Linked DNA regions of Homo sapiens: regions 1, 2, 3, 5, 6 and 7 are each linked to region 4. A link is a loop called in an ENCODE intact Hi-C map of the cell type or tissue named here. Cell type or tissue: IMR-90. All regions are shown on one strand.

What was found. Peaks named below come from ENCODE experiments on the same cell type or tissue, not always from the same donor. Only the 100,000 strongest peaks of a DNase experiment are listed, where the experiment ranks them.
Region 1: a loop joins it to region 4, with 8 times the contacts of the local background. A loop is called at or near these places in 43 of 110 quality-filtered maps.
Region 2: a loop joins it to region 4, with 2.5 times the contacts of the local background. A loop is called at or near these places in 4 of 110 quality-filtered maps.
Region 3: it touches region 4 in a loop (2.8-fold over the local background); 3 of 110 quality-filtered maps call a loop at or near these places.
Region 5: a loop joins it to region 4, with 5 times the contacts of the local background. A loop is called at or near these places in 31 of 110 quality-filtered maps.
Region 6: a loop joins it to region 4, with 4 times the contacts of the local background. A loop is called at or near these places in 3 of 110 quality-filtered maps.
Region 7: a loop joins it to region 4, with 9 times the contacts of the local background. A loop is called at or near these places in 57 of 110 quality-filtered maps.

Annotation. Positions count from the first base shown.
Region 1 is chr11:110,711,248-110,715,247 of GRCh38, reverse strand. ARHGAP20 (Rho GTPase activating protein 20) reads left to right here and starts at 2,811. Exons shown (of 15, transcript NM_001384657.1): 1 at 2,811-3,121. The coding sequence starts at 3,017. RefSeq lists silencers at 2,700-2,859, 2,880-2,939 and enhancers at 2,463-2,964, 3,947-4,000. In IMR-90, a CTCF peak has its summit at 1,877; a DNase peak (open chromatin) is centred at 2,827; H3K4me3 peaks cover 2,346 bases; H3K27ac peaks cover 2,156 bases.
Region 2 is chr11:111,000,462-111,004,461 of GRCh38, reverse strand. It overlaps LOC105369489 (a long non-coding RNA gene), which reads left to right. Exons shown (of 3, transcript XR_948009.2): 3 at 3,445-3,634. Among named protein-coding and RNA genes, the nearest start is that of LINC02550, 95 kb to the left of the region's middle. In IMR-90, no CTCF peak of the experiment used is centred here; a DNase peak (open chromatin) is centred at 2,011; H3K27ac peaks cover 216 bases.
Region 3 is chr11:110,563,002-110,567,001 of GRCh38, reverse strand. No RefSeq gene overlaps it. Among named protein-coding and RNA genes, the nearest start is that of FDX1, 140 kb to the right of the region's middle. RefSeq lists an enhancer at 1,561-2,412. In IMR-90, no CTCF peak of the experiment used is centred here; a DNase peak (open chromatin) is centred at 1,551.
Region 4 is chr11:111,228,976-111,232,975 of GRCh38, reverse strand. No RefSeq gene overlaps it. Among named protein-coding and RNA genes, the nearest start is that of POU2AF2, 15 kb to the left of the region's middle. In IMR-90, a CTCF peak has its summit at 2,401 (motif pointing right); a DNase peak (open chromatin) is centred at 2,355; H3K4me3 peaks cover 203 bases; H3K27ac peaks cover 1,027 bases.
Region 5 is chr11:110,199,578-110,203,577 of GRCh38, reverse strand. It overlaps a transcript of RDX not described here. Among named protein-coding and RNA genes, the nearest start is that of RDX, 95 kb to the left of the region's middle. RefSeq lists a silencer at 3,020-3,314. In IMR-90, a CTCF peak has its summit at 2,070 (motif pointing left); DNase peaks (open chromatin) are centred at 2,037 and 3,107.
Region 6 is chr11:110,761,846-110,765,845 of GRCh38, reverse strand. No RefSeq gene overlaps it. Among named protein-coding and RNA genes, the nearest start is that of ARHGAP20, 51 kb to the right of the region's middle. In IMR-90, no CTCF peak of the experiment used is centred here; a DNase peak (open chromatin) is centred at 2,105; H3K27ac peaks cover 1,475 bases.
Region 7 is chr11:110,461,362-110,465,361 of GRCh38, reverse strand. It overlaps FDX1 (ferredoxin 1), which reads right to left. Exons shown (of 4, transcript NM_004109.5): 4 at 478-3,008. The coding sequence ends at 2,894. Among named protein-coding and RNA genes, the nearest start is that of FDX1, 33 kb to the right of the region's middle. In IMR-90, a CTCF peak has its summit at 2,038 (motif pointing left); a DNase peak (open chromatin) is centred at 2,011.

The DNA.
Region 1 (4,000 bases), 520 kb after region 4:
GTTTGAGCATATTACTTAATATCCTTGTGGCTTGGTTTTCTCATCTATAAAATGGGGTAGTAAAAGAAGCTACCTCATAGATTATAAAGATATAACTAAATTAATGTGTGTAAAATGCTTAGAACAGTGTCTGGCATTAAGTAAGCACTCAATAAATGTTACCTGTTACCCACAGGTACTCACTGGCATTAAGTAAGCAATCAATAAATGTTACCTACAGTGGATGCCCCATGTGTATGGTTGGTGTGTGGAGGTAGCTAGATAAGGAGAAATAAAGTCAGGAAGATTTTTCTAAGGTAATTATTGATTCAAATCTGGGAGATTTATTTCCTCAACAAATATTTACTGGGCATTTACTATGCACCAAGTATTAGATATTTAAGTGTAAAGTAATAGGGGTTGGAAATATAGAAGGAAAACTTCCCACGCAATGCAAACAGCAGGTTCAAAGTCACAAAGATGTGAGAAGGCAAGGCGAGTTCTTGGAAGGTGACTTCTTGGCGAATTCAATGTGACAGGGAATAGGGTGAGAGTTGAAGAGGAGCAATAAATGACAAGAGAAATAAGTGGAGGCAAGGATGTCTGTTTATAGGCAGTCTTGCATATCATACTATGGCATTTGAAATTTATTCTGTAAACACAAGGAGCCAAAGAAGGGTTTAATCAGGGGAGTGATGTGATCAAATTTGTGTTCTTAAAACACGATTCTGGTGATAGCATTAATCTGAGCAAAGTCAGTTTTCTTTAGGTATGGGACAGTTTTCTATGCAAACCAAAACTAATGGGTTTTGAAGTAAAAGCACTTAAAAATTAAGAAGTAAGAGTGAGTTTTCCAAATCTGCAGTAAAATACTACTTTGATTTGGAACATGTAGTATTGATCACAGATCAAACCTGTGCAAAAAAGAAGATCACAAACAGAAACATGGGACACTCTGAGTGAAACAACCAACTCTACCAGTCTGGCCCTTCTAAGATCTATCTCATAACCCTTGTATGCCTCATTAATTCCCTTAGCAAACGAACATTTATTGCACCAGACACTGCTTCAAGCACTTGGTATACGACAAAGAACAACAATAACAACAACAACAACAAAAGCCCACAAAAGATTCCTGCCCTCTGGAAGCTTGCATTTCTCTGAGATATAGATAATAAACACTAAACATACTAAGTAAATTACATGATATATTAGAAGGAGATAAGTGTTATCGAAATAAAACAGAGTAAGGAAAATTGGGAGCGTGCATTTATGATAGGAACCAAAAGAGGCTAACGAGTTGTAAGTGGATGATTTCAGCAAGGAATGAAAGGAACTGCAAAGCCCTCTGCGTGTAGAATTCATGACAAACTCTATGGTGGGGGCAAAGTCCTGTCGCTGCACATGGGTCTCAGCTGCAAAAAGAGAGTAGCCATGAAAAACTGTGTGTGTATATGCACACATACATAAACACAATAATAGATGATTTACAAATCATACATGTGATTTATACGTGTGTGTGATTTATACGTGTGTGTGATTTATAAAGCCTATGTAAGCCTACTTTAAACAGTGTGAGGTGGACAAGGCTTAAAACGGGCTGGAACATTTTCCCCCTATTATTTCCACAATAAACCATTCCTGGGCATGGTGGTGATGTGTGCGCGCGCGAGTGTGTGTTGGACAGCATCCCTTCCTTGGAACAGAGCCGGCCAGAGCCCTATTCTTCTACAACCTGTCCTAATAACAGCCTAACCTGGCAGGAACCTCGATTTTTTTCTTCTTACCACAAAAGCAAACCAAACCCCTTCCACAACCTAATATCATAGCGTGGTGTCCTTCCTCACTAATCCGCCACTGCTTCTCTAGTCCTGACTCCAAGGGAAGAATGCCATCTACCGAATCATCCGTACCAGTCAACCAGCCCCGCAAAGTGCAGCAACACTCAGCTCAACGCGGGTCAGCTCCAAATCCTCTCCCTCTGATTATTCTTTGGCCTTTAAAATATTTTTGCCTCTATTTGGGCTGACAGGAAGTTATGCTCTCGGCGCAGATATCTGATAAACACTTCCACATATTGTAGCCTTCTCAATAGCTTAGCCAAATTTCGGCGTCCTCGCTCTGTCTGCATTTTCCTTCATTGCTCTTTCACGTTTGGAATGCCCCCGTCTCTGCAGCCTGCAGACAGCGGAAACCGCGGGTGCAAATGTGCAGGGGCCGCTGACATGACCGGCTGCAGAAGCCCACTCAGGGTTACCCGAACAGGCTAGCGTTCGGGATTGCACAAGAGGTCAGGCGATGCTGTGGGCTTCCAAATTTGTACAGCTGCGACACTCTGCGACGTGCCACCCTATCCCCAGTGGGGTGGGGTGGGGGATTCCCTCCGCAGTCCGCTGAAAGCGAGGCAGGAATCACTGCAACTCCTCTGCTCAGGCTGAGGTCGCCACCGCTCCGCGGATGCACGCGCTGCAGGGGCGCCTTCCGCCGCGGGCACGGCGCGGGAAGGGATGGGGTCTGGTGGGAGTGGGCAGGTGGCGGGAGAGGCGCGTGTCCGTGCACTAGAGGCCCCCGTGCGTGACACAGGCCGATGAGCTCCTGCGGGCTGCACCCACGCGGAGTCACAGACCGAAAAGGTCAGCCGGTGGCCGGTGTGCTAACATATATAGAGAGACGCCCGCCAGGCGCGCCGCAGGCTGGGACGAGGCTAGGAGGGCCCAGGCTGGAGGAGGGCTGAGGAGGGCTGCGGGGGCGGGCCCCGGCGCAGGGCGCCCGGAGCGGAGGGGGCGGGCCCGAGGCGGGGCGGGCCGCGGCGCTGACGGGCTGTCGCCGCTGCACTCGCCTCCAGCCCGCGGTGTCGAGCGCAGGCGGAGGTACATGGCCCCGACGGGAGGCGCGCGGCGAGCACCCGGAGCTCGGCTCCCTGCCTGAGCACGGCAGCCGCGCCTCCGCCCGCGCGTCCTCGCCCCTCCGGCCGGCAGCCCGCGGACATGATCGTGTAGCCTCCTCCTGGGCTGGGATTTGTTTGAAGATTTTCTTCATGGAAGCGATGTCCCCCCAGCAGGAGACTCTAGGGGGACAGCCGGGGCGCTCCTCTTCCCTGACAGGAGTGTCTCGGCTCGCGGGAGGCAGCTGCACCAAGAAGGTGAGGACGCTGAGCGGGGGCCCGTGCCCTCCGCCGCCGCAGCCCCCACTGCCGGCGCGCGCCCTCCGCGCCCGCCACAGCAGCGCGCTAGGCGGACGCCGCGGGAATTTGACGCTCGAGGCTCGCGGCCCCTAATGAGAGTCCCAGAACACTTCCCGCCCTTGACGGCCAGCGGCAGCGCCGCCGCCTCCCGCAGAGCGCCCGCTTCTCCGTTTCTAGAGCCTTAGTCTCTCCTCGAGCGACCTCGCAGCCTCCCTCCCGTCTCCATCCGCCGCCGGTTCTGCAGCCCGGCTCCTCCCTCAGTCTAGGCGCGCGGGCTGTAGTGGGCGATCGCCTTTCCCCGACCCCTCGCCGTGCCCCTGGGCCTCCCGAAGTGGCCTGGGCGAGCACTGACTGCCCTTTGGCGGTGTCAGCCCCAAAGTCAGGGCCGGCGATGTCTGCCCGGGAGCGGCAGCCGGCGCTGAAGAAGGTAGGCAGCGGGGCTGCGGCGCTGGTGGGCTCGGCCCCCTCACCTGCCCGCCGAGGCGCGGCTGCTCCATAGCAGTTTTCGGGGGGCAGATATGGGGAGTACTGCCCCCCACACCAGGGTCCTGGATGATTCCGGGTCTCCCAGGTGGGGGTCACAGTTTGAGGGGCGACTGTGGATGATAACGCTCGACACTACGGGGACATGTAGGTTCGGCTGGGCCTAGAACCGAGCAGGGTGGGGGCGGGTGGGCTGTGGTTGGGGGTCCTGAGGGCTGAGGTGGGGGACCTTCTCCCTGCACTGGTCCCTGGCCCCTGGGACTCTGGCCGGGCTGGATAGGGATCCGGGTGTCGGTGTGGGCGTGGGGGCAGCGCGTGTTCCCTGTCAAAGCTGGGAGAGGGATGCAGGTGACA
Region 2 (4,000 bases), 230 kb after region 4:
GGAGGCAAGTTTCTGAACCTTAATGGAACCTAGGTTTCCTTATCTGCAGAAAGGAATAAGAATATCAACATCCTATAGTGGTTTTCAAGAATTATTATAACGGATGCATAGTACTCAATGAGAGGTTATAAGCAATATCCCTCATATGAAATATAGGTCCAATGGTAATTCTGGATGAATGTTGCCTCTTTCAAGGAAAATATTTTCATTGTATCAGGGACCTAGTGATTGTAACAGACTCATAGTGATTTCCAGGAGGGAAATCTCTGCTTTAATTGAGGGTGCTAACAACATAGTGATAGTGGGAGTGAAAGTTTTAATGATGGTTTTTAAGTGAAGCTCTTCTTTCACACTATATTGGGACTGATTGTTTCTGGTGGGGTTTCAGTGAGTGGAACTTTCTGTGAGCCTCAGAGTCATAACCAGTGGGGTCTGCACAAAGAGGGGCTTGCCCTTCATTGAGGCTACTGGCTCTGTGCCTTCCTGAGCAATACATGATACCCCCATTGGGAAGGCAGTCCTGTTATGTCCAGGGCACTTCTTGCCAACAGGAGGCCCCTCCACCCTGGGATAAGCAGAGAGAAGAACCTATGCTTTCTTTAGGCATGCACAGCATCCTTATTCCAGAGGTTGTTGCTCAGTGACATACCAGACCAGAACTCCCTGAATCAGGCACCAGGCTGTGAGCAGACTTGTAGTTTGAAAAAGTTATGCAGGTGATTCTGGCATGTTTTCTCACTATAGTTCCCCTGCCCACAGCTTTACTGACACTCACATCTTCCATGCCACTTGAGAATCAATGTTCTGTAGTTGACCCGTGAACTACATGGACTGAACACACAGGTCCAATACATGGATTTTCCTCCATCTCTGCCACCCTTGAGACAGCAAGGGTGTCTCAAGACACCTTGAGACAGTAGGTACATATGATATGCTACCTACTAAATATGGGTTAACCTACTGTTTATGTTGTCAACAAGGCTCTTGGTCAAAAGAAGGCTAGCAGTATTTAAGTAGTAGTTAAATTAGTAGTAGTTAAGTCAAAAGTTATATGTGGATTTTCAGCTGTCTGGTGGGCCAGTGCCCATAACCCGTATGTTGTTCAAGGGTCAACTGTTTTATTTGGCTCAATTCTGAATGGGCACACTCTTCTTGAACAATTGTACAAAATAATAATCAACAATGTCATCAATGTGGATTGACTTTGTACAGTTTCTCTTGAGTACCTGAATCTGAATATAATTGCTATGTATTTAATAATTTTCTGTGCTATTACAGTTTAACCCTAATAAAATCACATTAAGAAGGTTTCCCCAAAGAGAAAATCAACTTGACAAAAAATTCCATAAGCCAAGGGTCAATATCGAATATTATGGCTACCCAGGGCTTGAAGTGGCATTATGTCTAGCCCAGCTTGTTGCCATTTAGAGTCTTTCCCTGATCAGGAAAACATACTGGACCTAAAAAAAAAAAAAAAAAAAAATCCCTTCTTAGACACCTAATGTTCAAGGAATTAGTAGTTTCCCACCCCATTTAACTTGTTTCTACATATCATGATCTAGAATGTTCTTTTATGAACCCCCGATTCCACCTCTAATGATAAACTGAGGCAAAAAGGGAGGAGAGAAAGGGAGGAAGAGAAATGTGGAGCAAATATACAATTCTTAAGCACTTATGATGTGCCAAACAGCAAAGAATGAGTAATGGGACTCATCAAGAACCTACTGTCTACATGCAGATTGTAAGTGCTGGCAATATTGCCCTTATTCTTTACGAGATTATAGTCAGTTTTCATCGGGTAACTGAGTGCCGCCAGTTGTCATAGCAGCAGGATTGGATCAATTAGTAATTGAAAATCAATGTAAATAGTTACATAACATAATTTTCTGCTATTCTAGTGAAAAACAATTACTATAAACATATCGCTATGCTTGGACATTAGGAGGGATTCTCACCAAAGGAAACATTGGCATGACTGAAGCATTCACATGCACTGGGCTCATGTTTGAGTCACATCCAATCCTCATATGACTCACCATTGTTAGCAATCAGAAAATGAAGGCAGCCTACTCACATCTGGATTCTGATCATTGGCTCACTATGGAAAGTGCTGAAATGTCCTTGCTTTGGAATAAAGAAATACAAGCCAAGAATAAGGGGACGAAGGCCCATTGTCAACTTCAAAAGACACTCTTAGTATCCTTACGATTCTTTTGCTTTGGACAGTTTGGATGATACATCCTTTTACTCAGGAACTAGAAGTGAGCAGCAGGAAGTGAAGGCCTATTTGGGGGACTTTAGGACTTGCTCCAGAGGATGAGCAGTTATCATGAGGGAGAGAAAGTTTGTGTTGCTGGTCAGCAAATACCAAGTGCTTCCTTTCTATTCTCTGGGACAAAATCATCATTGCACCCTTCCTTGGAAGCATGTTGTGGCTGGTACTGCTGGTACCCTTCACATATCCCCCTGGGTCTTACATTTCAGTGCTTATAGCACTAATTTACAATTTGGGGCACGTTTGCCTGAGAGCTTTCTCTGACTTCTAGAGACAATCTGTGCACAGCCATGGAAGACTAGAAATGCTGATTTGCTACTTCGGAGAGCCATCAACCAATACCTGATGGAAATGGCAAATGAATTTTCCTACTTTCTTGCCCCTTGCTGGGGTGACTCTGAGGCTCCTACTTTACAGTATCTCCTACAATCCTCTAGGAGGATGAAGCTTCAGGTGACTACGGCAGTTACTTGCTTCACATTACATTCTTTATGGTTGCCTTCTCTTCTCCAGCTCTACTGGGTTTCCCTGCCAGTGTTTCCTGGGTTCACTTCCCAAATAAACTACTTGCACTTGAATCCTTCTTTCAAGGTCTACTTTTGAAGAAACCTAGACTAAGACTTATCATACTTTTTCTTTTCTCATCATGCATTTTCTTACTTGGTCTAACCAGAAGCTTAGATAATTAAGATCTCTTGATCTTTGATCTCTTGATCTTGATAAACCAGTGTTGAAAATCTAAACACTCACAGAGATGCAGCAAGTTACCTAAATGGGAGAAGTGAGCTGGATAGATATTATGCTAACCAGATGGTACATACTCTGTCTCAAAGAGCCAGCTGCAACTCAGCCCCAGCCAATTGTTGCCACATGGAAAAGTGGGCCCAATGTGGTCACATCGAGTTTCTCATGAGAAGACCGAAATCTAGATTTTTGTGTAGCATCTCTTAATATGTAAATATTGGCCACAAATTCAGATGCTTTTATAACACTGAGCTGGCCAAATAAAACACATCTGTGAGCCATATTTGGCCCAGGGGCCACCAGTTTGCAATCACTATTACAGAAATGCAACCCTTAGCAGGAAATTCACAGATAACATTTAAAGCAACAAGGGTTGCAGCACTTAAAATGGATTTTCACAGCCATTATCACATCTCTTTTAACAGAGCCCATCCTCAGCCCACCCACAAATGGCTGTATCCAGCACTGCATATCTGCTCAAAAAACAAAAGCGACCCAAGTGGAGAGAGAAAGCTAATCATGGGCTTGGCATCTGATTGTGGTCTGGCTTAATACATTATTCTTAGAGCCAACTGGAAAGGAAACCACCACCCAAATCCGTCACGACGTGTGCTATCACAGTGAGTTTAAATTGGGTGGAAATGTTGTGAGTTTAATAAAATAGAACTGCTGAGATGTACATATATATCCGGGTTTAGCGGATAGCTTTTCCAAGGGCATTGTGATGTCAAATATGTTTGGCAGGTTCAATTCTCTTAGCACCCACATTTGCACTGTTTGTAAGATGGGGGTGATTGGAAGCACATGTGCTAATAGTAACTATGCATAATGTGTGAAATTAAGGAAGTGTGGAAGTTTCACTCATGGTCCTAAGCTAACCCTTTGCAGTTGTGTGGGGGGAGAGGAGCAGAGAGTTACATCGTTTTTCTTCTTCTTTTAGGAAACAACTTGAAGCTTTTAGCCTACCTTTCATTTTGCCTG
Region 3 (4,000 bases), 670 kb after region 4:
TACAGCAGTGAACAAGCAGTGCACAAGGAAACCTCCCCACCTTCATGGAGTTTGCACTCTAGTGGGGAAAGCAGACAATGAATGTGACAAATGAGAAAATATTTTGTATATCAAATTATAGTAAGTGCTAAGTAGAGAAATAAAACCAGGAAGGGAGATGGAAGTGGCAGGAGCAGATGGAGCTGGTAAAATGTGGGGGCAGGTATCCAGAGAAGCCTCGCTGAGACAGGCAGCTGGCTCTGTGGATATCTAGGGCAAGAGCATTCAAAGGCAACGTGATGAATGGGAAAACTGTCCAAAAGTCTAAAGCCCTCTATGGGTGTGCATGGGTGAGGGAAAATTAATCAGACATCTTAGGTATTTTGTGGAGCTCTTTCCCTTCCATTGCCTCCAGGTTTTGTCAAAAGATTAAGTCTATTATCTAGAATCTGAGCCATTTGACATGACCTCAGAAATCAGCAGACCAACCTCAGATGACCACAGGAGAGGCCACATCTAGCAAAGGTTCCACAGTTAGGAAGTGGCAGGATGTTTCTCGTGCCTTCTCCATGGTCCACATTTATTCCTGGCATTTGCCCACGCAAGAAGCTGGTGATTTGACATTTACTGAGAACCCACCCTGGGGATAAGCCACGTCCAGGTTATGACCCAGAGACCCACTTCCCTGCAACCCTTCTCCAATGCCAAGTGCTGTCTTAGGTGAGGATCTGTGTCTGTGCTGCTTTGGTTTCTAATCCTCTCAGTTGCAAGCACAGCGCGGTGTTCCTTCTGCTCTGTGTAACTCCTGGCACCCAGGGACACCCACAGAGGCCATACATATACTCAGAGCTGTGGCAGTGAACAAAAATGCTTGAGCCTTAAGATTGGGGCAACCCAAAACAGTGCCCAGTTTCAGTCAGGGCAGTGATGTTTGACTCAGCCTGAATCTGAGGAAGTCTCTGACACGTCTTTACCTTCCTTCCATGTGGTACCAAGCGCAGGCTCCACAATGTCCAAGGAGCTGGTTTGAGTCAAAATAGCTCTCCTTACCGTGTGGCACCAGTGTAAATAACTGGTTGGTTTGGTGTCATGCAGACAAAACAACTGCCGGATGGATTGCGGTTTCACTCTTTACCAAGCTCAAGTTGGCACGTGTCTGGGTGGGGCCTGCCAAGTGTGTGGCAGGTTGGGGCACTGCACACGCTACCATCTGCAGTGCTGGAGCTTTAGAGGCCTGGGGTACTTGGTTGGGAGGGTGGGGGCAACTTGAAGGGGGCTAAATGTGGGAAACTGATAACCAGGCTTGTGGCTGAGCATCAGTTCCCTAACCTGGAAATGTCTTCGGTTTTCCCCAGGTTTACCCTCTTATCCAGAGTGAGACCTGCCAGGGCTTTGACGTTCACCCCAGCCCAGCCCAGCCCATGCCTGTGTGTGACTGACCAGGCTACAAAGGCTCTCTCGGAATCTGAGGTTAAGAAAGATGAAGGGCCAGTGCCGCCTGTCTGTCTGCAGTGGGCATATTGCATAATCACAGCTTTCTCTGATCTTTCTTGAGAGAGCTCTTCGTTTCTTCGCTTCTTCCTCTCAGCTTTGTAATACGACACCCAGCCACTGGCCTCTTATCTTTGCTGCCTCCTCACCTCCCAACTCCTCTCTCAGATATACACAGAGAACAGAGACCACTCCTGCTTTGAGGCCTCAAGGATCAAGTTCATTCCCTTAACACCCTTTGCTTGCTGGACTCACTGCTGATACCACAGCCAGGCAAGGACCTTACACTTTCCACCCCGCCTCCCACGCCACTTCATCCTGCCCTCATCTCCTCCCTCTCCAGATTATATCGCATCTCACTCAGGCTCTGGGGACCCATCTCAGGGTGGAGACAGGGTCTGGATTTGAATATTTGTTATGGAGTTTTTTGGCTTCTCCATAAACTAAGGAGACATGAGAAAACAAGATTGCTGCCTTTCTCAGACCACTTTTATGTTTTGAACACTCCTCTGTAGGGCAATAACAAGGAGCCCTGGGCTATCAGGCTGAACCCCCATGTCTGGCTGGAGGAGGGGCAGCCTGTATGGTCCAGCTTAACACTTCTAGGCCTAAACTCAGCTGGGTACCATGGGAGCGGATGTTTTCCACCTATCAAAAACTTTAGATCATTCCCATCACAAATCGGCAATCTGCATCATAAAGAGACTCCCTGCCTGCCCCCTCTGCTCTTAAGAGGGACTGTACTTTAAAGCAAGGAAAAAGAAAAAGATTGCCCTCTTGTAGCTCTTCTCAAAGACGTGGACTGCAGTGAGCAGGGACCGTCCTTCCAAGGTCTCAGACTGCTCGGGTTTCTCAGAGGTAGGAGCAGGATACCCATAACATTTTCGACATTTTTAAAAAGCCAATTATAAAACTGCACAGGTTAATGGCAGTTACTTTTGGTTGTATGTAATTCATGAATCCATGTTAACATGTGGGAAAGTAAGGTCTGACTCCTGACAAAATAAACTACCTACAATCACATGAGTTTTTTGGTGAAAGGTATGTTAAAAATTGGGGATGTAGAGGGGGAACAAAAATCACAAAAGCAGCCATGAGAGGTCACAAGGCTAGACACCCGTGGCAGCCTGCTCGGGGGCTCATTCTGTGTCCCCATCCATTGTGAACCTCTCAGATTCTCATGTGAGGCTCCCACTGCACAGCTCAGCGCCCAGCACACGCACCATAGGACTAAAACACCTCAAGGTTGTTTTTTCTGGAAATACAAACAAGTGACAAAAAATGGATTCAAGTTTTGCAGTCTTTCCTTCCCACCTGTTCCCCAAGAAAAATGCTTTTGAACATGAAATGTTCTGGAGTAAGAAACAGGGAAGCAGGAATTAGATACCACAAACAAGACAATGGACCACTGTAGGGTGGATGATAATAAGAGTGGTGGTTATTATATTACAATATAATGGTGGTTATAATATAATGGTAGTTATAATGTAATGGTGGTTATAATATAATGGGGGTTATAGTATTATAATACTCATGATCACTTGTTGAGCACCTTTTGGCTTTCAGTTTTTTCAAAGCCCATTGTGATATGGGCTGGGTAAGCTCAACGACAACTCCCCATCTTACAGATGAATAAACTGGTCACTCAAGTAGTAAATGGCTGAGCCAGGCCTTGAGTTTAGGTCTCCTGATTACTCACTAACCTTGTGCCTTCTCCAAGTACCAAGCTGCAAGGCTGCTGTGACCTCAAAAGGTGAAGGTTCTACCAGCCCCTTCCACTCCCAACTATTCCAGGTAATTTTCTGGTATCTCAGAACTCCTGTCTCTCACAGCTAAGAAGAGTCTCTCATACGAAAATTAGATCAGCCAGCACTAACCATAAAAGACAAAAACTGATAAATTGATATAAACAAAATTAAACACGTCTCCTTATCAAATTATACCATTAAGAAGATGAAATAGGCCACAGGCCACACACTGCTACATACACACACAGCACATATCTAACAAATCCAGAATACATAAAAAAATCTTACAAATCAAGAAAAGACAAAAAAAAAATCCAAGTTATAAATTGGACAAAGATCTGAAAAGACACTTCACCAAAGGAGATTTACAAATGACCCATAAAATACTTGAGAAATGCTTAACATCATTAGTTATAAGAATATGCAAATGAAAACCACAATAAGATAGCACTCCATACCCACTAGAGTGGATAAAACTTAGAAGACATCATCCAAAGATGTAGGGCAACTGGAACATACATTATTGGGGACAGGTGTGGGCTGGGGCAGAAGAGTGTAAAATGGCATAGCCACTTTGAAAAACTGTTTGAAAATTTCTTCTAAGGTTCATGCATTTACTCTAGATACTTACCTAACGGGAGTGAAAACCATATGTCCACACAAAGACTTGCACACAGAGATTCATTATAGCTTCTATTCACAATGGCCAAAAACTTTAGACAATCCAAACATTTGTTAACAGGAAAACAGATAAATAAATTGTATGTTCATGAAATGAAATA
Region 4 (4,000 bases):
GAAGGCCAGGCACAGTGGCTCATGCCTGCAATCCCAGCACCTTGGAAGGCCAAGGTGGGCGGACCGTGAGGCCAAGAGATCGAGACCATCCTGGCCAACACGGTGAAACCAATGTACCACATTTTCTTTATCCAATTTATCATTGATGGACATTTAGGAGCATTTCTATATATATTTTAATCCTCAAACTTTGGTTCATACTGTTTTCTCCACTGGTAACATTTTCTTCTGTTGTTTACTAAAATTTTATTTATCCTTCAAATCTTATCTTATACACATGTCCTCTGTGAAGACTTTCCTGTTGTCCCTGAACTGAAGGTGATTCCTTCCTCATTTGATCCCTGCAGATCTCTCTATTGTATTTGTTTTTCTTCTCTCAACTGTACTTATTCCTTTACTTGCTTTGTGTTCCCATTAGATCTTGAGTTCTGAGAAGGCTGAACTACCTATCTCCTGTAAAATGTGACCCAGAACCTTTTAAATAGTAAGTGCTCAAATATTTACTGAACATAGGGAAATTCTCTGAAAGGTGGTGAGGAAATAAAATGGAAGAGTCACTGAATGACTGAGTCCAGAAAAATAGCTTGATATTTTTCTGAACTGTAACATGAGAGATAAATAAACTTTATTTTGAAGACACTGTAACTCAGGGCCTGTTACAGCAGTTTAGCCTTTCAGGCATATACAATTGGAAACACGACTATGTTAAGTATGTTATGACATAAATACATCACTAATATAGACATAGGAAGGCTCATTCATTCATTGATCCCTGGGGATGATCAGTTCTGTATGATAAATAAATAAAGACCCAAGGGAGATCCCTTTAGCCTACATAAGTTTAGGGAGCTCTTCAATGGCCTGAGCTTTTGCAATAAGGAGAAACAGCAGTCTGGCAGCTGTGGCAGGAATCTGAGATCAAGTGGAGAGGCTCCTGACACGACTCTGACCAGCAAAACCATCTGACCGCTAGTGAGACTGAGCCCTGAGCTCAGCTTAGAACAAAAGGTGAAGTCACACTTCACTCAAGGATAGAGTCAACATTAAAAAGTGAAAATAAAGGTGAGTCAAAATAGAAAAGAGAGAACGGGGCAGGGGAGCCTGAAACTTTAGGGAGCTGAGTTACAGAGGCTAAAGGAAAGGTGAAGGAGTGAGTTGCAGTGTCAGTCCTGATATGCCCGAAGGGCAAGTCCTTGATGGTCAAATAGAAGAAATGCCATCCTCTGCCTTGGTCTGAATACTGAGGGGTTGCTGGGGCTGGGGTGCCTGGAGAGCAGATGTAACAAAGCCCAGGGGCAGAGAGAAACATCTAGAGTATCATTCTTAGAAAACATAACAGAATATCAATGCCTGCAGGGTCAAGGGTTCCATCACACCTTGCACGCTGCTAACCTGAACAGACTTGGGACCAAATCTGTACAGACTGACCATCATTCAACCTGGCATAAATTGACACTAAACTTGGCCACTTCCTGAATCTGATTTTGTCTGTTTTCCACCTCTCCTGTCTGATCCTTTGAATGCTTGAAATTTCCCCATCTCCCCAGGTTTCTAGAGGTGGAGTGAGGGAGCCCAATCAGCTGCCTAGTTTCCTGAGGTTGGACCCTGGCACAAACCCTTCTTATCAACCATCCTGAATTGACTTCACCAGTTGACAGCCTCATCTGCACCTGACACCAATGTATGAACATTGCTCAGAGTTCTAGAAGCTGTATTTAAACCTCTCCCCTCAGACTGAATCTCCTATCTGCCCTCCTTTCCCTAACTCTCCTTATTCACATGCCTAATCTAGACTACAGTTCTTTTGGGGGTGTTGAAATCCATTGACCTGACCTACTAACCTCCCTCACATAAAAGTTCTTGACCCTGGCCGGGCGCGGTGGCTGACGCCTGTAATCTCAGCACTTTGAAAGGCTGAGGTGGGCGGATCACCTGAGGTCGGGAGTTCGAGACCCCTGGCCAACATGGCGAAACCCCGTCTCTACTAAAAATACAAACATTGGTCAGATGTGGTGGCACGAGCCTATAGTCCCAGCTACTCGGGAAGCTGAGGCAGGAGAATCGCTTGAACCCGGGAGGCGGAGGTTGCAGTGAGCCCAGATCGGGCCATTGCACTCCAGCCTTGGCAACAAGAGCGAAACTCCGTCTCAAAACAAAACAAACAAACAAAAACAAAAAAACCCGAACAACAACATAATAGTTCTTGACCAGGCTGGCATAAAAAGGACATCTTTTAATGATGCGTAGCTGTAGGCTAGAGGGGAATGCAGAAAGGAGGCTTTGAGCATGAGTAGTTTTTGCTTTCGATTCCCTTTTCCTGCCTTGGGCGATCACGATTTCCCCTCTTGCCTCCTTTCACCAGGGACATTCATTTGGGAGTATTTTCAGTTTAAGCCACTAGGTGGTGCCTCAACCCTATCCGCAGCTCGCCAAAAGGGCTTGCCCCGGCAGCTGGGCAAGAGCGAGGATTTTTTTGGGAACTGCAGTGACCTGGAAGGAAGGTACTCTTTTCTTCCTGAAAATCGCGGACATCAACCTGAAATGCTCCTTCCATGACTGGTTGCAGAGAAGGAATCCATTTCCCGACCTTCCCTGCCTATCCCTCCAATTCTTTCCCCTACGCTTTGCTGTGGATCACTACATAGCATGGCACATAGAGGAGGTGCCTCTTTCTCTGAGTGGTCTGGGCATGCAGAACTCTCTAGTTTACCACAGGTGGGAAAGCCATGTGGTTAAGGGCACAGGCTCTGAATCTATAGGGCCAGGTTTGAATCCCGGCTCCACTTACAAATGATGTAAACATGGGCGAGTCACATAGCTTCTCTGTGCCTCAGTTTCCTCATCTGAGAAATGGGGAGAAAGACATTGGCCTGTCTCAGGATTGTTCCATTGTAATGATGTAGCTGTTATTTATTAGCACTAGATTTATTTGATCCAGTTAGACACTAGATGAAACCAAGCAAACTTTGGTCCTTGGTAGGCTCCATTTGCCATCTTCCTGGCCCTCACGATAAAATACGAGCCCACATCTTTTCTAGTCTTCTAAGAAGGATTCTTGGTATGCCTCCTCCTTCCAGGACTGAGAGAACGCTACTTCTCCTTCTGACCACAAAGCTGACACAAGATTGGTAATCTGCTCCCCTGGCCTTGAATTTTTTTCTGTGGGAGGCAGAACCCCTACACTGTAACTCCAGCGTTCCAACTCAAAGTTGGCTGCCCCGCCCCCCACATCCTGCCCACAATCAGCTTGCTCTCGGCACTCCCTTCCCTTGTAACCATTGTGCATCTAACTTGGCACTTTTGTTCTGGTTTACATTTCTGGGTACTCTGATATAAAACCTTTGAAATCAGTTTGGTATAAAATCATTTATTCAGTGATTCTTATAGCCAGGTACTGTGCCAATATGCTTTGTATCTGCTGGGCATTGTTACTGGAGTGCGTGTCTTCCCTCCCAGCAGTCTAGGGGTGGGAACCGGCTCTCCTGTCTGTCTCCACATTGCAAACAGTAGGGACTGCAAAGTCATTGGTTCACTGGCCAACTATTGGATGCACGGAGCTGTGAAGGGAGAGAACACAGTCAGCCCCCTGGATACAGTAGTCCTCTATTCTTTATTAAGTTTAAAATGAAATTCCCATCTTCTTAGGGGCTTACTCTGAAAATCACTAAGAGAATAACCTCTACTCTATTGATAACAACTCTTGGCCTCTCCGACTTCTCTGAACTGTTTGTGCTTTATGTCCTTCCAATTTGTCCTCCAGTTAGTGGCTTCTTGACTGACTGTTGGGGGTAAGTGAGGACTGGATAATGGGGAAAATAAAATCTTCCACGAGCTGAGGATTTTTGAGATGATCCCCCTCAGGTGTCAGGGTCTTGAAGCCTTGGGAGCCGTTCCCTGCCGCTAAACAGCTGTTTGATTTCCTCAGCTGGAGAACTAGCCCTTTCTTCCTGACCGGCTCACGCAGGAGCTGAACCTTTTGGTCAGGAGAGGATTTCTGTGT
Region 5 (4,000 bases), 1.0 Mb after region 4:
GGTATCCATCCCCTCAAGCTTTTCTCCTTTGTGTTACAAATAATCTAATTATACCCTTTTAGTTATTTTTAAATGTACAATTAAATTATTATTGATTATAGTCACCTTGTGCTGTCAAATACTAGGTCTTATTCATTCTTTCTACTTTTTTTTTTTTTTTTTTTACCCATTAACAATTCTCACCTCCCAACCTCCTGCTTCCCCACTACCCTTCTTACCCTCTGGTAACCATCCTTTTACTCTCTATCTCCATGAGTTTAATTATTTTTATTTTTAGATCCCACAAATCAGTGAGAACATACAATTTTTGTCCTTCTGTGCTTGGCTTATTTAACTTAACATTAGCCATCTCCAGTTCCATCCATGTAGTTGCAAATGACAGGATCTCATTATTCTTTATGGCTGAATAGTACTCCATTGTATGCAAGTACCACATTTTCTTTATCCATTCATCTGTTGATGGACACTTAGGTTGCTTCCAAATCTTGGCTATTGTGAGTAGTGTTGCAGTTAATATGGGAGTGCAGGTATCTTTTTGATATAATGATTTTCTTTTTGGGGGGTATATACACAGTAGTGGGGTTGCTGGATCATATGGTAGCTCCATACTGTTCTCTATAGTGGTTGTACTAATTTACAGTCTCACCAACAGTGTACAAAGGTTCCCTTTTCTTCACATCCTCACCAGCATTTGTTATTACCTGTCTTAATAGGATAAAAGCCATCTTAACTGGGGTAAGATGATTATCTCATTGCAGTTTTGGTTTGCATTTCTCTGATGCTCAATGATGTTGAGCACCTTTTCATATATCTGCTGCCATTTGTATGTCTTTACTTTTAAAAAAAAAACTGTTGGCTGAGTGCAGCAGCTCATGCTTGTAATCCCAGGAGGATTGCTTGAGCCCAGGAGATCAAGACCAGCCTGGGCAACATAGTGAGACCTCATGTCCCACCCTCCCCAACCAAAAAAAAAAAAAAAAAAGAAAGAAAAATTAGCCAGGTGTAGTGAAGCACACATGTGGTCCCAGCTTCTCGAGAGGCTAAGGTGGGAGGATTGCTTGTGCCTGGGATGTTGAGGCTTCAGTAAACCATGATCATGTCACTGCACTCCAGTTTGGAGGACAGAGCAAAACCCTGTCTAAAAGAAAAATGTTAATATACTAAACTAGACAGATTTTTTTTTTTAGATGAAGTCTTGCTCTCTTGCCCAGGCTGGAATGTGAGTGGCATGATCTTGGCTCACTGCAGCCTCTGCCTCCAGGGTTCAAGCGATTCCTGTCTCAGCCTCCAGAGTAGCTGGGACTACAGGTGCAGGCCACCACGCTCGGGTAATTTTTGTATTTTTAGTAGAGATGGCGTTTCCCCATGTTGGCCAGGCTGGTCTCAAACTCCTGACCTCAGGTGATCAACCCCTGGCCTCAGCCTGCCAAAGTGCTGGGATTACAGGTGTGAGCCATGGCCTGTACTAGATAAATAGATTCTTTAAAGTGTTAAACTAGGCCGGGCGCAGTGGCTCATACCTGTAATCCCAGAACTTTGGGAGGCCAAGGCGGGCGGATTACCTAAGTCAGGAGTTTGAGAGCAGCCTAGCCAACATGGGGAAACCTTAACTCTACTGAAAACACACACACACACACACACACACACACACACACACACACACACACACACACAAAATTAGCCGGATGTGGTGGCATGTGTCTGTAATCCCAGCTACCTGGGAAGCTGAGACAGGAATCGCTGGAATCCTGGAGGCAGAGGTTGCAGTGAGCCAAGACGGCGCCATTGCACTCCAGCCTGGGTGACAGAGGGAGACAACATCTTAAAAAATAAGTTCAACTAGGTTTGCGTCCCTTATTATATATTCTAACACATAATTTAATATATATTCTTGCTATAACTTGATATATATTCTAACCCATGGCTTACCGCTTCACAAATCCTGAGCCTCCTGTGTTGTGAATATCCAGCTCATGTGATTTTTATGTATCTCACCCTCACTACCCTTCAGTTGCTGCTGCCTTCAGCTAAAATACTGTCATCTAATCTCATGCCGCCACCTGGTGGCAAAGCTTGGAAATTTCTGACGTCTCTTCACCTTTCTTTCCCTGTTAGGGAAACTCATACATGCAGTTTTCTCCTTCAGTTCTATTCCCTCTCTTGTGCCTTTCATCTATTAACTTTACTCCCAAATCCTCCTTTCTCATGCTCTCCTAAATTTTCTCATTATTTTCATGAAAAATAATTCTCTTCCTTTGCTCTCTCTGCTCCTTTATGAGTCTAAATCTACATAAATAGTACTACTAGTTAATCACAGTGAGAATAATATTACTAGTGACTATGGAAAAACTACAGCTATACATTTTGAAATGACATTTCTTTTTTTTTTTTTTTTTTTTTGAGACGGGAGTTTTGCTCTTCTTGCCCAGGCTGGAGTGTAATGGCCCGATCTTGGCTCACCGTAACCTCCAACTCCCAGGTTCAAGCGATTCTCCTACCTCAGCCTCCTGAGTAGCTGTGATTACAGGCATGCGCCACCATGCGCGGTTAATTTTCTTATTTTTAGTAGAGACAGGATTTCTCTATGTTGGTCAGGCTGGTTTCGAACTCCCGACCTCAGGTGATCTCTGCCTCGGCCTCCCAAAGTGCTGGAATTACTCAGCCTGAAATGGCATGTCATACAATAAAGTGCCAGCCAGACTAACCTTCAAAGTCTTTGAAAATAGTTAGAATTCCCTTTAAAATGTTCTTAAATTTCAGGTACTATTGAACCATCGAATTATTTCTGGCCAGGTTAACATCAAGCTCAAGTATTAAAGAAGAATTATAAAACCATTAATAAATGTCATTGTTTCTATGTTCCTTTATTACAATCTTTGACAAATTTGGAGTTTCTACTGTATTTTACTGCAAAGACTCAGCTTTTCATTATGGGTTAAACTGCCTAGAAACAAAATCACTCTTCATGACGTGGTTTCCATGGGAAACAGCCCACCACAGCTGCCCTTTTGGTTCATAACTCATTCGTAAGATAGAGATTGCTAGTAACTGCATTTCTAATTGTTTTACCCACAAGGTTAGAAAATACTGTAACCAGTATTCTCCCCAGTCAGGGAACTGACTCATGGATACGTTTGGCCAGTTTAGCAGTTTCTTTGTCAAGTTAATTCTGACTTTGTTTTATCTCTAAGGGATATATCGGAGAATGGCAGGTGAGTCAGCTGAGGAAGACAGACCAGAGAGAGTAGGGCTGAAATTGACCTCTTTAATTCCGGCAATGCCAACGTGTCTGCAGAGGAGGTAGTTTTCATGGTTTGTTTGTCTTAACCTATCCAGTCTTTTAGTAGGCAGGTACTGAGAATTTGCTTATTCAAAAACATAGCAACTATTGATTTCAGAGTAGGCACTATAAAGTATTTTGGATCCATTAGTCTGGTTGCTACCTGAAAATAACTTTAACAATGCCTCGGTTAATCAAAAGAGAACTTCACATAAAATATAAAATCTGGTAGAACACATTACTGAATGACATGAAGTTCTGATTTTTATGGCTTTAAGACAAGACCTACTATTCTAAATAATAGGTCTTATTATTGAAAGAGACTAGTTAGCTTGTGTAGAGTTGCTGCACTATTTGAAGTCTAGCATCTATTTAAAAGGAAGGTTTAAAGTTATTCTTATTTCCACATTCTAATCGTGGAGTTTCAAAGGTGGACTGGAAAAAAAAAGAGGTTAAAGATTAGGCAGACAGTTTGACAATAACAGGCCCTACATAATCCAGGCTGACAAGAGCGCCCTGATGTTGCAATGTGCTGAGCAAGTAGTCAGCCTGCCCATTCAGCTTCCTACTGTGTTCTTTTGCTAAATGCTTTCTAATCTCTTAATGTCTCTTTTGAAAGGTGGGGACCCAAACTGTATGCATTGTTCCAGATGCGCTCTTGCCAAAGCAGCATAAAGCAAATGTAACCCTTAGGAAGAAGGCTCCCTCCCTCACTAGGTA
Region 6 (4,000 bases), 470 kb after region 4:
ACACAAGATAATGTTCAATTAGTAGCATATTTAATAGGAAAAGATAAAAATGTAAGTGAAGAAGAAAAGGCTTAAGATTCTAAAGACTTAAAGTTTTTAAAATGTTCTTGCCATTTGATCCAGTAATTTCAACGTTAAGGAGTTTAGGAAACAATCCTAATTAGAGAAAATGTCCTAAATATAAAAGTTTTCTGCAGTTATTTATAATATCACAAACCATAAAAAATAAAAAAGCTACATATATGATAATAGAGACATAATTATCATAAAAATATGTGTGATACAACTACTTGACAAATTATAATGTAATCATTAAATATAATAGGTATAAAAAACATACAATGACAAGGGAACATGCCAATGACATAAAAAAGTAAAAAACAAGAAGAAAAAATTGAAAGTATTATCTAAATGCACACACAGACACACACATGCATGTGCATGTATGCACATAGAAACAGAACTGAAGGGAAATAGGCCAAACCTCCCAACAGAGCTTGGGTTGGAGTATGGGGATTATAGGTGACTTGGTGATTTATTTCCTTTATTGGGAAAGGGACCATGTCAAAATTCACCTTCTATATTTTCTATAAATAATACACTGCTTTCGCAAATCTTTAAGTTATAATGTACTATTCAACATGGTTTTCTGATCTTCCTGAGGAACATTCAGCAGGCTGGGAACAGAATCAGAGAAAGCTAATAGTTGAGTTTTCTCAGAAGTAAAGAAATTTGAGAATCATAATTGTGGCATCATGAGCATCACCGACACGAGGTCGAAACAGGGTCATGGCCTGAGAAAATGTGGTCAGACAGGAAAATATTAAACCTTTGTATTTTGGAAATTAAGTCAGTGTGAGGGCCAATCTGAAATAAATGGATAGCTTCTTTGGTCTTATTTGAAGACACTATTATAATAAACTAATTCATCTGATTTCCCAGCCTGCATGAAGTTAGAAGCAGTTAATTGAAGGAGGCATATATATATGAAACCAAACTGGATGGTCTAAGCTGCTGGATATAAGATCTCCTGCAATGAGAAATAGGAGTTGATCCTACAGAGGTAGCAGCCACAAGGACCAGAAAGCATAACAAGCAAATTGGGACCTGAGAAAGGGGCAAATATTGTACACCCTGAATAGACACATATGACATCATTGTATTACAGCACAGCATGAATTACAGCATAGCAACTCATACTTGAGACAATAATTCCCACACCACAAACATGAACCCAGTATCTTCCTGATATGATTTGGCTGTGTCCCCACCCAAATCTCATCTTGAATTGTAGCTCCCATAATTCCCACATGTTGTAGGAGATAACTGAATCATGCGGGTGGTTCCTCCCATACTATTCTCATGATAGTGGATAAGTCTCACGAGAGCTGATGATTTTATAAGGGGTTTCTCCTTTCACTTGGTTCTCATTCTCTCTTGTCTGCCACCATGTAAGACATACCTTTTGCTTTCTGCCGTGATTGTGAGGTCTCCCCAGCCACGTGGAACGTCCATTAAACCTCTTTATTTCTTTATAAATTACCCAGTCTCAGGTGTGTCTTTATCAGCAGCGTGAAAACGAATTAATACATTTCCTTTTAAATTTGTGAAAAATCAATGAGAAAATGTATATGAAAGCACTTTGTAATGTGCCAAATGCTACATAATTGGTTCATTATAATTTTTAGCACTCTGTGAAGGAAGACAGTAATACAAATAATGCATTTTTAAATGTGTCTATCCAAGCCAATTAATTTTTTAATTGGCACTTAAAATTATCATTTTTATTGATCTAGAAATTTTATTTTTGTAGAATACCTCATTTTCTAATACTGCTGAATAAAAAAGATGTTATTGTTCCCTTGGGATGATGTCTCATAACTTAGAACAAATGACTTATTCATATTTTCCAGAGCAAATCTGAGAGATAGAGAGCAAGACAGCAAGAGAGAGAGAGAGAGAGAGAGAACATAATAGCTCAGGACACCTGGGGGAGGGAATGCCACAGATGTGGAAAGGAGCAGAAAGAGGCAGCAGGGTTGTCTAAAATAAACTTTCCTTACTCCCCACTTTTGCTGTGTTGGCCAGTGACTGGCTGCCAGGCTGCATGCCAAATTCCAAAGGACAAGTAAATAAACAGTTAATGCAAGTTATTCTGCAAATTTGCACATGCCCGCCCACACAAGCACTAAATTAAACTTTTCCCAGCTGAAATCAGGCTGCAGGCAAATAAGAATTGTTACCTCTTCTTTCCTCATTAGACATCCTCACTGTGACTTTGGCTCTGGGAAATATTTGGTTGGCAAGCAAGGAACTAGTTAATTTGAGCCCTTTTGCCCAAGTCAGATTCATTCCTGAATATAGCAACTTTACTTGTTGTCCTTGAGAAGAAGCTACAGACAGTGGTGTGGTCAGATTTATGCCTGTAGAAAAAACAATCCCACATTCCCCGAAATGTCTTAACTTTGACCAGCTCAAACTGGATTTTATTGCTATTTGATTTCTAGAGGGCCATGTGCCTGACCTCCCAGGGGAATAGACAATGCTCAGAATGAATATTGAAATACCAAGTCATTATTTGCTCTGGGGGACTGCCAGAGCTGCCTGCTGCCTGAGTTTTAGGGGAGCCGAATAAGGGGTTCCTATTTTAAAAATTCAAAGTAAAATAATTATCCGTGGTCCCCTCCAGATAGCACAAAATGAAGCCACTGCAAAGAGTGATGTACCAAAATAAGATATATAATGAGAAAGAGCATTTTCTTATTGTGATCAAAACCTGGTGGTGGGGCCCAAGACCAATCATTGTAAGTGGATCCCTCACCTACCCTGCCCAATACTTGTATGCAGATGAAACTGAAAAATGTATGGCAAGGGCAGCTTTGAGTTGGAAAAGTATATTTAAAGGCCCTACCAACAACCTCCACGAGTAGCACGTGCTGAAGGGGAGAAGCCATGGTGAAGGAAAGCCCATGGGGAGCTGATTATAGACCCAGGAAGCACATGCCTGTTTTCAAGCTTGCAGCATCTTAGCTGGTGCCTTCTGTGAATGCCTCATGTATCACAGGCAGAGGCAGCTAGGCATCACATCAGAAGAATGAGCTAAGGATTCCCCAGGCACTTTTTTGAGGGCTGGCAGTTCTAAAGGTCATCCTGCTAAAATGGGAAGTAATTTCATGGGTTGGTGGTGATTCTGCCTTTGGTAATAATAAACAAAGTTGAGACCAATCATAATATTTAGTATCCCCCACTATGTAGTGATGAAGGAGAGTAGTTCTGATGAATTCTGATTGCTTTGGAGGAAAAATGCAAAGAAAATTAATTTTCCCCTTGGGGGTAAAGTCCTCACCACTGGAGGTTAATGGCCCCTCCCAGAAGTGGGTTTGAGGCTCCCATTAGGAATAAATATCCTGCTTTATTTTTAAGAGGTAGCATTTCACTTAATTATAAAAGTACGCCATAATTTTAAAAAAATATAGGGCTCCCTTACACAATTTACTACCCTTGAAAACTATAACAACACATAGGGATGTGGCTCCTTGCTTGGATGGGACCAGACTGGAATGCTGGGTCAGAGTACAACATTCACCATGGATGAAAGACAGGATGGCTGATTTGAATGAAAGCCATCGCTGAAGTTTCCTGTAACCATGGTAACCAAATCAGAAGCACATATTAATGATAAGCAAAAACAACTGGCAGTTTGCCTAGGCATCACTTAGAAGTATTAACTTCCTAAGGTGAGTGCCATGAACAGTCTACAGAAAAATGGTTCTAGAACAAGTCCATAGCATTACTTGTTCTGCCTGAAAACACACATACACACACACCCACACCCCACAGGCTTGTTGCTTTGGTGGCAGTGGTACAGGTGTGCACTATCAGTATCTGTTGCAGATACAGAAGCACTACATGAGATCAGGGAGAAGAGCCCATTCCTGGGACTGATTTCTGGGATTTTGCATCTCTTCTTTATTGAGTGGACTCCAAGCAGAGACTCCCA
Region 7 (4,000 bases), 770 kb after region 4:
GTCACTTCCACAACTAGCTCATAAAGAGGATCCAGTTCTGCCTGGCATGCATGCTCTTCTGAGGATGCCTGCCCTTGGAACCCAGGCGCCAGGTTGTGAGGAAGTCCAGGCCACACAGAGAAGCCACGTGTGGGTGTTCCAGCCAGTATCTTCTCCTAGACCCCCCAGCTGATGCCAACAGCAGACACCAGTCATATGAAGAATATGCCTGAAGATGATTCCAGAACCTGGCCTTTGAGTCATCTAGCTTAAGACCTAATACATTGTGGAGCAGAGACAAGCTATCCCTGCTCCGTACTCTAAATTCTTGACTCACAGGAACTGTCTGAAATAATACAAGATTCTTGTTTTAAGCTACTAAGTTTTGGGGTAATTTGTTTTGCAGCAATAGATAAACCAACACATTTACCTACAACACACATATATCAAATACAGAAGGATTTTTTCAAACTGAAAAATCACCTTTATACAAACCAATTATAGATTATATCCTCCATTTAATAATTTTAGAAGGTTTTATAAAATAACACAATTAAACTTCATTTGAACTTTTCTAATTTGAAATATAAGACAATTTATACTCTAAATTTTAGAGTGCTTTGGTTGAATATAATCATTAAAGTAGCTCTGGAAGGAGAGTTTAGGTAATCCACACACAAAGACAAGAATAATGAAGCTAATTAAGAGAATAAATTGGCTTTGAAGTACTTTAAAATTATAGCACTGCTATGGTTTGAATGTCCCCTCCAAAACTCATCTTGAAATTAAATTGCCAGTGTAATGGCATTGAAAGGTGGGTCCTTTAAGAGGTGATCTCCTTTAAGAGCAGAGACCTCATGAATGGATTAATGCCGTTATCTCAGGTGTGGGTTAGTTATGTCAGAAGTGGGCTCCTGATAAAAGGATAATCATTTTGCCCTCTTGCTCTCACTCGCATTCTCTTGCCCTTCCACCATGTAATGATGCAGCAAGAAAGCTGTCACCAGATGCCAAGCAGATGCTGGTACCATGCTCTTGGACCTCCCAGCCTCCAGAACCATGATCCAAATAAATCTCTTTTCTTTATAAATTACCCAGTCTGTGTTATTCTATTATAGCAACAGAAAATTAAGACAAGCACTCTCCACATAGAAAGCATTCAATAGTTATGGCCAAGCACGGTGGCTCACATCTGTAATCCCAGCATTTTGGGAGGCTGAGGTGGGTGGATCACTCGAGCTCAAAAGTTCAAGACCAGCCTGGGCAACGTGGTAAAACCCTGTCCCTAGAAAAAATACAAAAATTAGCCAGGCGTGGTGGTCCGTGCCTGTAGTACCAGCTACCTGGGAGGCTGAGGCACGAGAATCCCTTGAAACTGGGAGGCAGAAGTTGCAGTGAGCCGAGATCATACTATTGTACTCTGGCCTGAGTGACAGAGTAAGACCCTGTCCCCCGCTCCCCCCACCAAAAAAAAAAAAAAAAAACTACTCAATAGTTATTAAGCATCAAATGATACTTCAAGTTCTTCCTAATCACTTTTTACATATGAATTAGTTTAAAATCTTATTTAGCAGAACTAGTCAGTTTAGTTCAAGCAAATTATCTGCACATACATACATATTTTATATTTTCCTAATAAAAGGTGAATTCCCTGATGGCATTCCTTGTCTTGTTCACCTCTGTGTCCCCAATGGGCATAACACAATGCTGTATGTCAAGCATTGTACTAGACAAATATTTATATAAATGATCAAGCTGCAATAATACACATGAAGCTAACTCAATTGTCTTATAACCTCTTTCTACTAATTTGTTCTGCTCTTCCTCACAATTAGTCCAAGTTAGTTGATGTTTTATTATATTTCCAAAGACCATACTGTGTACCCCTTTGTTAACTTTTATGAATTTATTTATAGTAAAGATAAGAGTACGAATGTCTTCCACACATACGTGGTAATCTGTGGTGCTTGCCACTCCCTCACTCCTGGGACTGACACACTGCAGCCCACGCTGCTCACCCTGCAGCCCCATCCTTGCGTGAGAGAATGGCGCCACCTGGGGCTGTGCAACGTGTCAGCCTGCTCATTCCCTTCTCCAGCTCAGGACAGAGAAACACAATTCATTCATAAGGTTTCCATTCTGTTATAGGCAGAGATTTATAAATCAGCATTATTTTTCAAAGAGTACAAAGTTAAACCATTCTGCTTAGAAAAGAATAAACACATCCAATCATTTTTCCTCTAGTTTAGTCAAAACAGAGATCAAACTTCTTTGATAGCATTATAATGTCTACGTCCAGACTTAGTCTTCCGAATCAAAATTTTGAAATATTTATTTATAAGGTCAATAACTATCTTTGAAGTTAAGCAGTTTACTGAGCAATTAAATATTTTTGTCCATACACATTCAGATTTAACTACTACTATAAATAAAATAGTCATAATTTCTCCAGTTTCAGTCTGAACACATAGCTTATAGGAATAAGACACAGGTTCTAGCACAGATTTTCTAATTAGTGGTATGGCCCTAAACAAGCCAGGTTAGATCTCTGCCTTCACCCACATCAAACAGGAATAATAATATATTTCCTTAACCTATCTTCTAGGTAAACAGATGAGATTATATGAAAACATTTTGCTAAAGTCGCTAAACAAACATAAGAAAAAAATATGTAAGGTTTTTCTATCACATTAACTATTTTTTAATATTTGATTGACATTTTTGTAATATAACCAAAATAAAAATTGCATACTTTCAAGAATGACAAAATTCAGTAGTTATGCAAGGTGAATTAAAATAGTAAAGCTAGTCATAATATGAAGTCCACTCATCCATGTTCTCATTTAATCACTTTAAGAAATAATAATTATAAAAATAGGTAAAATTCCATGAAAATATTCCTATTTGTTCTAGTTCAGGAGGTCTTGCCCACATCAATGGATTGTCTGGCATCAGCCACTGTTTCAGGCACTCGAACAGTCATATTGTCCATAGATTTTGTCAAACAGATTTGGCAGCCCAACCGTGATCTGTATGGAAAAGGGGGAAGGTATGGTTTAGTATTACGTATATATATTCACAAGGCAATGCAGTTGTTTAAGATAGTCTTTATATTTTCTTACCCAAAGCAGTCAGGGAACTTATTAACCTTTTAAATTTCCTTTATGTCAAAACAGATATAACCAACCCTATCAACTAGAGAATAACAAAAGGTAAATATGAATACAATAAACTTGGTGTACCAAAGCTTCATTTTAGCCTTTGGTTCCTATTATCTATTAACTGTTTCACCAGACCACTACTTTTTGGTCAAAGAGCTGACAAGCAAGGAAACAATCAGAAGGCACAATGGTGGAGAACTGAGGTTATTAGCAAGGCCAAGAAAATGATTAATCAATTCCTAGATAATTAAAACCACACAGACTATAAAAGAAAGCTACACTTTTTAAAGCCTTTAAAAGAAGAAATCTGGAATAAATACATAGACTTAAGTCATCAATTATAAGAGCATATTTTTTCTCAAATTTTTACCATCTCTGGAAATCAAGAAGCATCTTAAAATCAATGGAATCTTACAATCACTGCTACACTGTCAGGTAATGGTCATGTCACAGCTACAGATTTGGTGACAATATTCATACAGGGGTCTCTTCAACTTAGTTATGCAAAGTATGTAAGTACACATGTCGAATTTACCTACTTTTCAAAATAGTCTAAAAAGATTACAAAATGAAAATGAAGAAGAATACAGAAAGAAAGCAGGGTGTAAATTTGGAATTAATAAATATTTGTCATTTTAAGAATGACTAATTTCCTTTTTTTTTTGCAGAATTACTACTAATTTTATTTTGTGTTTATTTTCCTTCTTTTTTTTTTTTTTTTTTTTAAGACAGGGTCTGGCTCTGTCACCCAGGCTGGAGTGCACTGGCATGATTTCAGCTCACTGTTAACCTCCACCTCCCAGGCCCTGGTGATCCTCCCACCTCAGCCTCCTAAGTAGCGGGGACTACAGGCATGCACC